2 separate regions of the Homo sapiens genome follow, and region 1 is linked to region 2. A link is a loop called in an ENCODE intact Hi-C map of the cell type or tissue named here. Cell type or tissue: PC-9. All regions are shown on one strand.

Region 1 (8,000 bases), 410 kb before region 2:
TTTTAGGTGGAAGCTTCAATAATTGAATTTAGACCCTGGAGTGCAGTGGCACAATCTCAGCTCACTGCAACCTCCAACTCCCAGGTTCAAGTGATTCTCCTGCCTCAGCCTCCCCAGTAGCTGGGATTACAGGCACTCCCACCACACCTGGCTAATTTTTTGTATTTTTAGTAGAGACAGGGTTTCACCATGTTGGTCAGGCTGGTCTCGAACTCCTGACCTCAAGTAATCTGCCCACCTTGGCCTCCCAAATTGCTGGGATTACAGGAGTGAGCCACCGCACCCAGCGCCTTCTTCTTTCTTAATACATGTATTTAATATCTTAAATGTTCCTGTAAGCACCATTTTAGTGGCATCTCATATATTTTAACATGTTGTGTTTTCATTTTTCTTTCAGTTTAAAATATCTTTTATTTTTCATTGTAATTTCTTTTTTACACATGGCTTATTTAGAAGTCTGATGTTTAATTTCCAAGTAGTCAGGGGGATTCTCTAGTTATCTTTTTGTTGTTGATTTGAATTTTCCTTTTGTTGTTGAATGGGATTTTTTATAAATGTCAATTAGGTAGCATTGGTTGATAGTCTGTTCAAGTCTTTTACATCCTTACTGATTTGCAATGTATTCCTTCTATCAATACTAAGAAGTGTTGAAATTCCCATATTATATTATTGTGAATTTGTTTATTTCTCTTTTAAGCTTTGTCAATTGTTGTTGTGTATTTTGAAGCACTATTACCAGGTGCATGAACATTTATAATTTTTATGTCTTTTTGGTGAATTGACCCCATTATCATTACGAAATACCCTGCTTTAGCCCTGGTAATATTCCTTGTTCTGAAGTCTTATTTTTTCTGATATTAACATGGCCATTTTGGCTTTCTTTTGATTACTATTAGCACACTATATTTTTTCTATCCTTTTACTTTTAACCTGCTTGTGTCTTTATATTTAATTATTGAGTTTTCTTCACACTTCTGCTTGCAGGAATGTGTCTTTATATTTAGAGATGGTTTTTTAAAGAAAACATATATTAGGTCCTGGTTTTTAATCTAATCAAACTCTGCCTTTTGATTGGAGTGTTTAGAACTTTTACATTTAATGTAGCACTTGATATGGCTGGGCTTAAACCTATCAATTTCCTACTTGTTATATTGGCCCTTGTCTCTTTTTTTTGGATCTTTTGAGAGTAAGTGCATATTACTTATGGCCTCATTTTATCTTCATTTCTGACATATTAGCTATACTTATGTATAGTGATTAAGGTTTACAGTATACATCTTTAATTTATCACAGTCAAACAATAGTATGTTACTTCACATATAATGTAAGAATTTTACAAAAATACACTTCCATTTCCTACCTTCCATCCTTTTTGCTACTTTTGTATACATTTTATTTCTACATATATTATTAATCTCATATTTTTTTAAACACTCAATTATCTTTTAAGGAAATTAAAATAAGAAAAAAGTATTTTATCATTTTCAGTGCTTTTCAATTCTTTGTGTAAATTCAAGATTCTTTCTAGTGTCATAGTCCTTCTATCTACAGAAATTCTTTTAACTTTTCATGCAGTGCAGGTCTTCTGATAATGCATTCTCTAGGTTTTTGTCTGTCTGAAATGGTCTTTATTTTTCTTTTATTTTTGAAAATTATTTCCACTGAGTATAGAATTATGGGTTCATAGGTTTTTTTCTCTTCCTACCTCTCCCAAGAACTTTTATATTACTCCTTTGTCTTCTGACATGCATAGTTTCTGATGAGAAGTCCACTGTAATGCTTATTTTGATTCCTCTGTCAGTAATAATTCTTTTTTTATCCATCAACTTTTAAGCTTTTCTGTGTATCACTTTCATTCAGCAATTTGATTTTTCCTAATTTTTTATTATGGTAAAATACACATAACATAAAAATTTGCCATCTCAACCATTTCTAAGTGCACAGCTGAGTGGAATTCAAATTCATAATGTTGTGCAACCCTCACCACTATCCGTCTCTGTAAATCTTTTCATTGTGAAAAACTGAAATGCTATACCCATTAACCAATATGGTACTTCCCCAGTATTTCCTACAATATGGTGTTTCCTCAGTATTTCCCCATTCCTTTTTCCCTGCAATCCCTGGCAACCACCATTGTACTTTCTATTTCTATTACTTTGACTATTCTATGTGCCTCTCAGCAATTTTATTTTCATGGTACCTTGGCATAATTTTCTTTATGTCTTTAATATTTGGGTTTTAATGAACTTCTTTAATCTGTAGGCTACAGTTTTCACCAAATTTGGAAAATATTCAGCCATTATTTTTTCAAATAGTTTTTCTGCCTCTGCCACCTTCTTTCCTGGGGCTACAGTTATATTAGATCATTTCATATTTTCCCAAAGGTTATTGATATTCTGTTCAATATTTTTAAGTCTCTTTTCTCTCTGTCCTTCATTTGGGTAGTCTATATTGTCATGTCTTCAAGTTCACTGATTTTTTTTTTTTTTTTTTGACGGAGTCCCGCTCTGTCACCCAGGCTGGATTGCAGTGGCGCAATCTCGGCTCACTGCACCCTCTGCCCCCAGCTTCAAGCAATTCTCTGTGTCAGCCTCCCGAGTAGCTGGGTACAGGTGCCTGCCACCATGCCTGGCTAATTTTTGTATTTTTAGTAGACACGGGGTTTCACCATCTTGGCCAGGCTGGTCTTGAACTCTTGACCTTGTGATCTACCTGCCTTGGCCTCCCAAAGTGCTGGGATTACAGGCATGAGCCACCATGCCCGGCCAAGTTCACTGATCTTCTGAAGTCTCATCAGCTGCAAATCCCATCCATTGCATTCTTATTTCAAATATTGTATTTTTTCTTTCTAGAGGTTACATTTGGGCTCTTTTTCTATGTCTTCTATTTCTAGCCTCATCATGTTCAGTTTCCTTTACATCCTTAGGAATATTTGTAAGATTCATAGTAGCTGCTTTAAGGTTTCTTTGTACTAATTCTATAATCTGTCATTTTTAAGTCTGTTCCTATTGGTTGATTTTCCTCTCAGATATGGGTCATATTTTCCTTTTCATGTCTGGTAATTTTGTATTAGATATTGGACATTTTGAATTTTACATTGCTGGGTGCTGGGTTTTGATATATTCCTGCAAAGGATGTGGCACACTTTTCAGTAACTTGTAGATCCATCTGACCCTTTCAAGCTTTTAAACTTTGTTATGGCAAGTCCAGAGCAGCTTTTATTCTGGGAATAATTTATCCCCACTACTAAGGCATGACATTTCTGTGAACTCTACCCAATTCCTATCTAATACCATGTCTCTGCATTCTGGTTTATGGTAACATGCAACATTCCCAGTTCTGTTTAAGCCCCAGAAATTGTTCAGCCTATGGCCTTTTGATGGGTATTTCCCCAGTCTTAGTTTCTTCTCATGCATGTGCAGATTACTGCTCAGCCAAAAACTTAAGGAGACCTCTCTTCAGGTTTCTGAACATTTTTGGTGCAGCTCCTTCCTTTAGGGTTCTCCCTATAAATTCTAGCCTCTTTGGCCTCTCTGAATTCTTATTTTTATCTTCTCAACTCAGAAATCTAGAATTCATTTGGATTTCCTACAATATGGCCTAAAAACTGACCCCAGTACTAAATGGGGGCAATTGTAGGACTCACCGTGTTTTTCTTCCTTCAGGGATTATTGTACTGTGCCTGTTGTCCAATGTGAGTTGTTTAACACATTTAACTACTTTTTAGTTGTTAATAGCAAGGGCACAATTTAATTTCCATAGCAATTATTTTTTATTAGCAGACTTGGGTTTCATTTTGCCCATTTTTTTCCCTAAGGAACTTATACCATTTATATATACTAATGAGTAAAGGATTGAATAAATGATTTTACACTCTACTGGTCCTTTTCCATGCAGTATTTTTCCTTACTTTATTCTGTAATCCTCACAGCAGCAATTTTCAACTTTTTTTTGGTGGACAATCTATACTAAAAATTTGATATTTAATAGAATTATTGACAACATTCTTCAAGAAATTAAGAGATTCAAAATAACAGAAACAAATCAATAATGATCAAAGCACAATCACCAATCCAGCTTAACAAGGTCTTTTAGTATCTATAAAAGCAGCCCCTAGGGCTGGGTGTGGTGGGTCACTCCTGTAATCCCAGCACTTTGGGAGGCCGAGGTTAGGCGATAGCTTGAGCTCATGACCAGCCTGGGAAACATGGTGAAAGTCCGTCTCTACAAAAAATATAAAAATTAACCAGGCATGGTGGCATGTGCCTGTAGTCCCAGCTACCTTAGGGGCTGGGGCAGGAGGATCACTTGAGCCCAAGAGGTCAAGGCTGCAGTAAGCTATGTTCGTGCCACTGTTCTTCAGCCTGGGTGACAAAGTGAGACCCTGTCTCAAAAAATAACCAAAGCAGCCACTATTCATTTACCACCCCTCAGTGTTATACCATTTTAGTAAGAACCATCTACTGCCCTAGCTTTAATAAAGCTGTTATTAAAAAATGTATTAGTGTTCTGGAATTATGAGTGATTAGAAAAATATTAAGCTTCCTGTTTTACAGTAGTCCACCCTTGTCTGTAGCTTTATTTTCCAGTTTCAGTTACCCATGGTCAATTGTGGTTTGAAAATATTAAATGGAAAATTCCAGAAATAAATAATTCATCAGCTTTAAATTATGCACCATTCTGAGGCATGTGATGAAATCTCCTATCGTCTGACTCCACCCTACCTGGGATGTGAATCATCCTTGTCCAGCACATTCAAGCTGTATTTGCTACCCCACCATTAGTCACTTAGTAGCCATCTCGATTGTCAGATCCACCATCACGTTGTCTCAGTGCTTGTGTTCAAGTAACTCTTACTTTACTTAATAATGGCCCCAAAGCACAAGAGTAGTGATGCCAGCACTTTGGACATGCCAAAGACAAGCTGTAAAGTGCCTCCTTTATGTGAAAAGGTGAAAGTTCTTGACTTAATAAGGCAAGAAAAAAACTGTATTCTGAGGTTGCTAAGATCTACAGTAAGAATAAAACTTCTATCCATCAAATTTCAAAGGGGAAAAAAATTGGTGCTAGTTTTGGTGCTTCACCTCAAACTATAAAAAGCTGTTGCCACAGAGCATGATAAGTGCTTAGTTAAGATGGAAAAAGCATTAAATTTGTGAGTGGAAGATATGAACAGAAACAGTCTGATTGACAGTAATCAGTTTGGGTATTATCCACTGTTTCACTGGCATCTACTGGTGGTCTTGGAACATATCCCCCTTGAATAAGGGAGGACTACTATAATAATAATGTATGTACACTGTCAACATTTAAGAAAATATGATAAATTACAAAAAAACTTTAAACAATCTGCAATCCATGGCCGAGCGCTGTGGCTCACACCTGTAATCCCAGCACTTTGCGAGGCCGAGGTGGGCGGATCATGAGGTCAGGAGATCCAGACCATCCTGGCTAACACAGTGAAACCCCATGTCTACTAAAAATACAAAAATTAGCTGGACATGGTGGCGTGCACCTGTAGTCCCAGCTACTCAGGAGACTGATGCAGGAGAATCGCTTGAACCCAGGAGGTGAAGATTGCAGTGAGCCAAGATCGCGCCACCGCACTCCAGCCTGGGCAACAGAGCGAGACTCCGTCTCAAAACAAACAAACAAACAAATAAAAAACAATCCCCAATCCTACCACCAAAAGACCACACTGTTAATAATGCTTTCCAGTCTTCTCACTGCATACCTGTGAAGGCAGGATGAGAGCAGGTGCAGGACAGATGTGAACAGAGCACTGCCCAGGTGTGCCTCACTGGTCCACCTGTATAACTGTCCATGACAGGATGGCATGGACCTAGAATCTAAGAAAGAGCAGTGAAGATATACCACTTTCCGAATCAACAACATATGTTTAAGCGATTCCTACGTGGGGGCCAGCGCAGCAGTCCAGAGTATCCAGTCCTGGGTTCAAGGTTATGGCCTGCCACTTAATAGCTCTGATTCTCGATGAGTCACTTAAACTTCTGAGCCTATTTCCTCCTCCATAAACTGGGAGTGATAACAGTACCTTCCTCTTAGGCTGATCCATGTGAAGTGGTTAACACTGCCTATCCTGCAGTAGGCTTGTATTAATGTAGGGTTTTAATATACGCACAGGGATATCGTATTAACAACTTAAAATAATAGCTATCATTTATTGAGCCTGCACAGTCCTAAATGCCTTCTATGGAATACCTTATGCAATTTTTATAATAATCCAGTGAGGTATAATCCCCACTTTTTACAGATGAGAAAACTTAAGTTTGGTGGGGGGTTAAGTGACTTGCCCAAAGTCACATTAGAAGAAAAGTGGAATCAGGCTTTGAACTCAGGAAGTCTGACTTCTACTCACTCCTTAACCTCTATAATAACCTCTCAGGCAGCACACACTAAATATTAACTTGCTAAATTTTGACATTTAGCACCCGAGTGGGTATGATTGGTTTGTTATTATTATTTTTAGAAATAGGATCTTGCTGTGTCGTCCACTTGCTAGAGTGCAGTGGTGCAATCATAGCTTACTGCAACCTCAAACTCCTAGGCTCAAGTGATCCTCCCACCTCAGCCTCCAGAGTAGCTAGGACTACAGACACCTGCCACCACACCTGGCTAGTTTTAAAATTTTTTGTAAAGACAATGTCTCACCTATGCTGCCCAGGATGGTCTCGAAATCCTAGCCTCAAGTGATCTTCTCACCTCAGCTTCCCAAAGCACTGGGATTACAGTGAGCCACCGTGCCTTACCTGGTTGGGTTTCTGAAGTTACAATATTGCATATAGTTTTCAAAATATAAAGCAAATAAGGGATGGCTGGGTGGGGGCAAATATTTGACTCTCTTGAATATTCACAGAATGCTAGGTTTCATCAGAACACAGTTTAAAAACTCCTGGGGGAAGTTCACTGTTGGACAGTTCTAATTGCTAGAAAGTTCCTTCCTGTATCAAAGCTGATTCTCTCTCTCTTTTTTTCTTTTTCTATCCGTCCTAATTCCCACCCTTGGAACCAACTCAAAGTAAGTCTCATTTCTCTTCCACATTGGTGATTTTCAAAATGCAAGTCATAGTCTGTAGTCTTTTGTGAAGTTTTAGTTTGTCATATGCGTGTGTGCATGCTGGGTCACAATATAAAATGCATTTACCATGAGTCACAGTCAAAAGGTTTGAAAGCCACTGTTCTATATGACTATTCTGCAAGAATTTGAAGGCAGTTGTCGTGCCCCACCACCTAAAGACTAATCTTCTTCTCCACATGGGACCTCCCTGGCTTTTGCCACATATCTCCTTGCTGCATGGGGAGCTCCTTTCCTCACCGGACCCAGGCATCGTCCTGCAGTCCTGTCACAAAATTCACGAGACTCTCTGCTCAAACCTTCTTAGGGATGACTTCCCTGACCACCCTCTCTTAAGAAGCACCAACCCATCTCTCTCTAGCCCCTTACTCTGCTTTATCTTTTTCAAAGCACTTTTCACTACCCAACATTATATTGTATGTTTATTACTTTATTTGTTTATGATCTTCCCCAGTAGAAAGTTCAACTCTGAATCTTCAGTCTATTTCCTCACATACAGTATTTGCTCAATTGGCCAGGCATGGTGGCCCACACCCGTAATCCCAGCACTTTGAGAGGCTGAGGGGGAAGGATGGCTTGAGACAGAAGTTCAAGACTACCCTGGGCAACATAGCAAGGCCCTGTCTCTACAAAAATAATAATAATAGTATTGAGAATTTTTAAAATTAGTATTTTCTTCATAAATATTGGTGGAATGAATGAATGAATGAATACTAGAGGTAGACACCTTTTAGCAATTGTGTGTACAGCTGTGCTCAGAATATATTTCCAGCGGGAGTTAGATTCTACAAGGACAGCTCACATGATCACAACTATAGGCACAGTTTCATTTTATCATCTCTTGTGTTTTTAAAAAACGTTATATATGCTAAGTATTACAGTTTACATTATACATGTTACTGTA
Region 2 (8,000 bases):
TTAATTCTTTTTTTCTACTAAAATTCTACAAGCCTATCCTCTACTATCCTTCCTGCCCTTCTAAGAGCCTGGAGCTTCTTTTTTTCTCTACCTTCCCAGGAGTCCTAACCTTCCTTTCATCCCCAGTAAAGTATCTCCAGACCAACATTAAGAAAACCATGTCTTGATTTTTCCTTCAGGCCATGCATATAATTAGAATGCCAATAAATCAAAGCTAGGATATTTGTGAATATAAATTGAAGCTTTATACGTCTCAGTAGGGTACTATTGTGAACATGAATTCAACTTAGTGGAAATAACTTTTTTTTTTTTTTTGAGACGGAGTTTCACTTTTGTTGCCCAGGCTGGAGTGCAATGGCATGATCTTGGCTCACTGCAACCTCTGCCTGTCAGGTTCAGGAGATTCTCCTGCCTTAGCCTCCCAAGTAGCTAGAATTACAGGCGTCCACCACTATGCCCAGCTAATTTTTTCTGTTTTTAGTAGAGATGGGATTTCACCATGTTGGCCAGGCTGGTCTCGAACTCTGGACCTCAGGTGATCCACCCGCCTCGGCCTCCCAGAGTGCTGGGATTACAGGCATGAGCCACCGCGCCTGACCATAACTTTTTTTCTTTTTTTTTTGACAGAGTCTCTCTGTCGCCCAGGCTGGAGTGCAGTGGCACAATCTCGACTCACTGCAACCTCCGCCTCCTGGGTTCAAGCGATTCTCCTGCCTCAGTCTCTTGAATAGCTGGGATTACAGGTGCCCGCCACCATGCCCTGCTAATTTTTTTTGTATTTTTAGTAGAGACAGGGTTTTACCATATTGGCCAAGCTGCTCTTGAACTCCTGACCTTGTGACCTGCCCACCTCAGCCTCCCAAAGTGCTGGGATTACAGGCATGAGCTACCGCGCCCAGCCATACTTCAAAAAAAAAAAAAAAGTATGTATATATATATGTATATATATATATATATAGACAGTATCTTGTACTGTCGCCCAGGCTGGAGTGCAGTGTTGCTGTCCTGGCTCACTGCAACCTTGAACTCCTAGCCTCCTGCCTAGGATGATCCTCCTGCCTCAGCCTTCCAAATAAGTGGGACCACAGGCATGCACCCTATGTCCCACTTCTAGGTCCCTTTTTGGTCTTTTTTTTTTTTTTTTTTTTTTTTTGAGACATGGTCTTGCTCTGTTGCCCAGGCTGGAGTGCAGTGGTGTGATTATGGCTCACCACAGCCTCGACCTCCTGGGCTCAAGCAATTCCCCTGAGGCACTGGGAGTACAGGTGTGTGCCACCATGCCCAGCTAAGTTTAAAAAAATTTTTGTAGAGATGGGGTCTTGCTATGTTGCCCAGGTTGGTCTCAAACTCATGGACACAATCAGTCCTCCTGCCTCAGCCTCCCAAATTGCTGGGATTACACATGTAAGCTGTCATGACTGGTCCCTTTTTAGTCTTAAAAGTGTCAGCTCAGAGGTAGGTTCCATATTTGCCAACTTGCTCTCAGACACTAACTGAAAATGATCTTCCTCTCATGTCACTGTAGATCATTGTATCAACATTAAATTATAAATGGAGAAGTAGTTTGAATTATTATTCATTCTCTATGAAGGAAACTATTTTGTTTTAAAGTATTGTCTGAAGTGCTTATTATATAAATTCTTCCAAGTATATATAAGTTTTTAAAATTAGTGTGCTGAAAACATACATATGACTTTAGTTAAATGGACATTTCCTCATATTCTCTTACATCCTTCAGCAACAACAACAATGAAGACTTTTGGGCTGGGCGCGGTGGCTCATGCCTGTAATCCCAGCACTTTGGGAGACTGAGGCGGGTGGATGACTTGAGCTCAGGAGTTCAAGACCAGCCTGGGCAACATGGTGAAACCCTGTCTCTACAAAAAAATACAAAAATTAGCTGGATATGGTGGCAAGTGCCTGTAGTCCCAGCTACTGGGGAGCCTGAGGTGGGAGGATTGCTTGGGCCTGGGAGGCAGAGGTTGCAGTGAGCTGAGATCATGCCACTGCATTCCAGCCTGCACGATACAGCAAGACCCTGTCTCAAAAAAGAAGAAGGAAAAAAAAAAAGAATTTTCATTATTCTTGCTCATTTCTCTCTGAGGGAAAGTGACATTAAGAGAAATAGTAAAGTTAATATGGAATATTCTGGATTCTTAGCATCTAATGCTCTGTAAGACATCATAGCTTTAAATTGGACCTTGAAAACAAACATTTTCATATTGCTTTTTTATATAAAAATTCTAGCCCCATTATATTTGAGCATATTCATAGAAACATTGTAACCAGAGATGGTCTTTTTCATTCAGTTTAAATACATAGGAATCTTTGTGTTATAAATGTTCATAGTGTGCCAAATCCCCTGTAGGGGTAAAAATTTTTACTTCTTCTTTGTTTTTTCTTTGTTTTGTTCTGTTTTTGTTTAGAGACAGGGTCTCACTCCTTGCTCTGTCACCCAGGCTGGAATGCGGTGGTGCAATCTTACCTCACTGCAGCCTCAACCTCCCAGGCTCATAATCCTCCTGCCTCAGCCTCTTGAGTAGCTGGGAGTACAGGTGCACACCACCACGCCTGGCTAATTTTTGTATTTTTTTTGTTGAGAGTAAGATCACTTTCAATTGGAGTCTGAGAACAGGGTCTCGCCGTGTTACCCAAGCTGTGGCCTTGAACTCCTGGGCTCAAGCCATCTGCCCACCTCAGCCTCCCAAAGTGCTGGGATTACAGGCGTGAGCCACCGTGCCTGGCCAGGGATTGTTTTTGATGCTGCTTATCCCTCTGCTGTTATTAATAACACTCAAGTACTAATTATGCACCATGCATTGTGCTTTGTGGGTTATTTTGTGGATTATCTCTGTTAATCCTCACAAAGACTTTGTGAAGAAACTGAAGATGTAATCCAAATAATTTGTCCAAGGTTTCACAGTTAATGGTGGCAGAGCAGGGATACTTTTGAAGCCACATCAATATGACTTCAAAAATCTGTGTTTCATCTGTTCTCTGCTTTCTGCTTCTTATTTTATTGGGTTTGGCTTTTGTAAAAGAGGGAAAATGTTAAGTCTTTAATTGGGATTGTGCTTTAATGAGTACAAAATTGAAAGCTAGCTCAAGTTTAGAGGAAAGGTAGGAGAGAAATCAAAGATAGTTTACTTGACTGTGAACAAGTGGGACCAAAGGTGGTTATTAAACTTAATTCAGTGAATTCTTTTTTTTTTTTTTTTTTTTTTTTTGAGGCAGAGCCTTGCTGTGTCGCCCAGGCTGGAGTGCAGTGGCAGCATCTTGGCTCATTGCAACCTCCACTTGCCAGGTTGAAGCAATTCTCCTGCCTCAGCCTCCTGAGTAGCTGGGATTACAGATGTGCACCACCACGCCTGGCTAATTTTTGTATTTTTAGTAGAGACGGGGTTTCACCATGTTGGCCAGGCTGGGACTTCAAGTGATCCGACCTCCTTGGCCTCCCAAAGTGCTGGGATTACAGGTGTGAGCCACAGTGCCTGCCCTTACTTAATTCAGTGAATGCTTTGAAAAAGCAGGTGAATCTTAACTCTTCTGATGAATTTTTATTTATTTGTATGCATTGAAACAGCATGTTTGAAGTGGGAATGTCGCCTTCTTAGTGGGCTCTATGGACCCAGAATGTGAAATGCTAATTAATTAGCATAATTTTCATCATGCAGAATTGTTTCTAGGGGATGAGTGGGAGGAGGAAGAGTTTCTGGGATCACAAGCTGCATTTATTTTCCTTCCCTCTATTGTGCTATATTGTTCTAGGGCACCCAGGGACCATTCTGTCTCACTGCCTTTTCCTTCCAGAACAAGGAGGTCTCAGGTCTTTATTGCTAGTCTTCTTCAGGCTCTGCTTGTAAGACTGTTTCTAAATAGGATAAGGAGAAAAAGGAGAAGAATTGTGCAAGCTTGTAGACTGGAATCTAGCATTTCTAATAACATGTTTTTGTCATTTGATGTACTGAGAACTGAGTGGTTTTTTGTGAACACTTCCTGATTTAATCATGACAAATATAAATACAGGCAATTGTCTATTCTAGAGTTGCTTAACATTGAGAGGCTAATGAAAAGCTCAAATCAGATAACTTTTACTGGTATGTGTGGCTATAGGTTTTAAAGTGAACTTTTTCTTCTTCTCTGGGGAAAGTATTTTTGTGTATGTTTTATAGTTCTTGCTTGAATGAAGAAACCACTTTGCTAAAAAACTTTGAGACTTGGATTTTTAACTGAAACAGCCTAGATATACTTAGCTAACTTACTGATAAAAGGATAAAATAGAAGGAAGCGAGATAAATTTGGAGGGGCATGCTATAAAATGTTATTAAACCTTTTTTAAAAATGAGACATACAGGCCGGGTGTGGTAGCTCACGCCTGTAATCCCAGCACTTTGGGAGGCCAAGGCGGGTGGATCATGAGGTCAGCAGTTTGAGACCAGCCTGACCAACATGGTGAAACCCTGTTTCTAATAAAAACACAAAAAATTAGCTGGGCGTGGTGACGGGCGCCTGTAATCCCAGCGACTTGGGAGGCTGAGGCAGGAGAATCGCTTGAAACCGGAAGGCGGAGGTTGCAGTGAGCGGAGATTGCGCCACTGTACTCTAGCCTGGACAATAAGAGCAAAACTCTGTCTCAAAAAAAAAAAAAAAAAAGACATACAAAAAAGGAATTTACAAGGCTAATCAGCCTTCATTTTTATATTTACACCAGAAAGGAGAAAATGCCTGAGATCTTTCCTAAAAGCATGGAAACATTCTTAGCTAGTCTAAAATGTTAAGAGTCTGTGATGTAAGCAGAATTAAGGACTTATCTGAAAGTCTAAATACCCTGGGTGCTCATGTCTATTCTGTCATTGACACTTAGCCTTTTATTATTTGCCTCCCTTTTGCTAAGTGTTAAAATGAGTTCTCACAATAATTGAAAACCATTGCTTGATCAAGCTATTTGCTAAAGCCAATAATAATGCATAAATTACAATGTAATGTTTGGGGAAGATGCAAAAAAGTTGATTTTGAACCTACTGGTTTAGAATTTGATTTATCTTTTAGAGATAATCTAATCTGTAATAGAAACAAACAAACAAACAAAAACACTAGACCTGGGGACAGGAGATTTCAGTTTTAGTTTGTCAATACTTTTTTTTTTTGAGACGCAGTCTCGCTCTGTCACCCGGGCTGAGTGCAGTGGCATGATCTCTGCTCACTGCAACCTCTGCTTCCTGGTCTCAAGCAATTCTCCTGCCTCAGACTCCTGAGAAGCTGGGATTACAGGCACCCGCTACCATGCCTGGCTGATTTTTGTATTTTTAGTGGAGACAGAGTTTTGCCATGTTGGCCAGGCTAGTCTCGAACTCCTGACCTCAATTGATCCGCCCACCTTGGCATCCCAAAGTGCTGGGATTACAGGCATGAGCCACTGTGCTTGGTCTCGTTTGTCAATACTTTTAATTAGCTGAGTGATTTGGGGGCCAAGTGTGTAAGCTTTCTGGAACATAATTTCCTTTTAGGTAAAATGAGAGATCTGAGGTGAACATTCTCTTATAGCTATACTATTCTGTGCATTAAATTAATAGTACAGGCTGGGTGCAGTGGCTCAGGCCTGTAATCCCAGCACTTTGGGAGGCTGAGGCAGGAGGATCACTTGAGCCCAGGAGTTCAACACTAGCCTGGGCAACATGGGGAAACCTCGTCTCTACAAAAAAATACAAAAAGCTAGCCAAGTGTGGTGGCACATGCCTGTAGTCCCAGCTACTCAGGAGGCTGAGGTGGGAGGATCGCTTGAGCCCAGGAGGTTGAGGCTGCAGTGAGCAAGATCCTGCCACTACACTCCACCCTGGGTGACAGAGGGAGACCCTGTCACACACACACACACACACACACACACACACACACACACACACAAAAGTACAAAATTAGTAATACATCTCAGAGGGACAACAGGGCATATTACAAGAATTACACTGTATGTATGAATGATGAATATATAAATGATCTGTAATTCAAGCCTGCCTTCCCGAAAATTATTTTAAGAACTATGAGGCTTACTTCATTAGTACAATTAGGTACAGCTAAATAGTGGTTGCGGAAAAGGAGAATTTGGGAAACTTGGCTATAGGAAGACATAGATGTATTGAAAAGGCATTATGTTCACTGCGCTATTTTTTGTTTGAAATGAGTCAATGATGGTCCTGTATCACAAGCAGTACAAACATTTAAACTGGAGGCTTGTTTGTATAGTCAAGGAAAATCCAGGGATGGTGGATCTGTGATTAACTGTTTCAGCCCAGGCAGAAACAAAGAAAATGGAGAGGGTAAAGGGCCCTATAGTTGGCGATGTGTGGTTAATGTATGGCTAGATAGATATAGATATCTAAATTCAGGTGAAACTCACTGTAATTTTTACAGAAAAACTCTTTATGTAAATAATTGTGTTTATAAGATAAATCTTTAAGCTTAAAAAATGAGAGCTATCTAGAGACTAGGTACACTTATTAAAAAAGATGTCTTGAGCATATAGGTGTTCCATAGATATTTTATATCTTCCTTACCAATATAGTACTCTGCCCAATATTTAGAAGATATATCTCTTCCTGAATTCAAAATAGTAAACAGAAGATACATGAATATAAAAGCTGAAACACAACTTGCAACTGAACTGAATTTTGAAAACTACTTCCCCTTCGTTTTTAAAGAAAGCTGGCAAGACAATGTCTTCAAATAAATGAGTTGAAATAATTAGTACACTGTAAGGTTTTTTCTAAAGTCTTATTGCTCCCAAGTCCATTTTCTAGTGACGTTTTGCAGGACCTTCAAGCTGATTAATCTTCCCTAAAATGGGGCTAAGAATCTGAATTCTTCTAGCCCTGACTCCTGGGGCTGACATGAGTCCTCCTAAAGGGAAGATGAATAATTGAGCTTTTTCATATATTTTCCAGTTTGAAGAAGAAATATACACAGAGTATGTGTGTTTTAAATCTAAACAGTGAAATATACATTTTTGTGTGTGTTTTAGAAAGCTGGTGTATTACATCTGTTCTAAAAGTAGAAAAATTTGACAACACAATAGAACACTTGTCAGTGTGCTTTCTGACATCTCATTTTGTTGTTGTTCGGTGCTACCCTCATAAATATTCTAGGGAATGTGTAATATAAGGGAGGTTTTGGGAAATCCCAGGTGTAGGTTTCAAGCGATTGATCCGCCTCCTTTTGTTTTTGTCCTTAACCTGCTATGGGTGATCATGATGCTTGACCAGCCTAGGCGCTTTTCCTGCCGTTGGGGTTCTCTGGCTGGTTTAGTGCAGGACATACTAAGGATCTGGTTGGCACTGCTGTTTGAGAAGGCGCGTGAGCTGTGCTGTCTGGTGACTACTGAGCACTTGAAATGTGACTAGTGCAACTGAGGAAGTGAATTTTTAATTTTGTTTGTGATTAATTTAAATTCATATTCAAATAGGTACATGGCACTAGTGGCTACTGTACTGGACAATGAAGATAGAGAACATTTCCATCATCACAGAAAGTTCTCTTGGACAGCACTGCTCTAGCAATCTCATTCCAAGACTCCCATTGGCCTGGCAGAAATCTCTGAACAAGTCAACTGTTTCCCCAGCATTCTAATTTATCAGATGGAGGTGGAGTGCACATGCCCTGTGGTTGCCAAGAATATTAATATGTGAACAAAAACATAGTGCAGAGCTTTGTCTCGTAAGGAAAAAACAGTTTTTAAAAATACCATAGAAAACAAATGATGGTATTTCTTATAGTAATAACTATTAAAAGACGTCTAGTAACTGCTAGCATGGTGGTTTGAGAGAACTTATGCTAATTCATCTTTGAAGGATCTATAATCCATATCACTTTTTCTATTTAGGTACTTAAAGCTTTCACCAAAACACCCAGAATCAAATACTGCTGGAATGGACATCTTTGCCAAATTCTCTGCATATATCAAGAATTCAAGGCCAGAGGCTAATGAAGGTAAAAAACAAAAACTTGAATTA

Evidence for each region. Hi-C counts contacts between places; a loop is a spot of excess contacts. Peaks named below come from ENCODE experiments on the same cell type or tissue, not always from the same donor. Only the 100,000 strongest peaks of a DNase experiment are listed, where the experiment ranks them.
Region 1: it touches region 2 in a loop (9-fold over the local background); 12 of 110 quality-filtered maps call a loop at or near these places.

Annotation. Positions count from the first base shown.
Region 1 is chr1:24,404,969-24,412,968 of GRCh38, forward strand. All of the region lies in intron 1 of STPG1 (sperm tail PG-rich repeat containing 1), which reads right to left. Among named protein-coding and RNA genes, the nearest start is that of STPG1, 4.8 kb to the right of the region's middle. In PC-9, no CTCF peak of the experiment used is centred here; DNase peaks (open chromatin) are centred at 4,733 and 7,123; H3K4me3 peaks cover 132 bases; H3K27ac peaks cover 3,407 bases.
Region 2 is chr1:24,819,140-24,827,139 of GRCh38, forward strand. CLIC4 (chloride intracellular channel 4) reads left to right here. Exons shown (of 6, transcript NM_013943.3): 4 at 7,871-7,977. Among named protein-coding and RNA genes, the nearest start is that of CLIC4, 78 kb to the left of the region's middle. In PC-9, no CTCF peak of the experiment used is centred here; no DNase peak of the experiment used is centred here.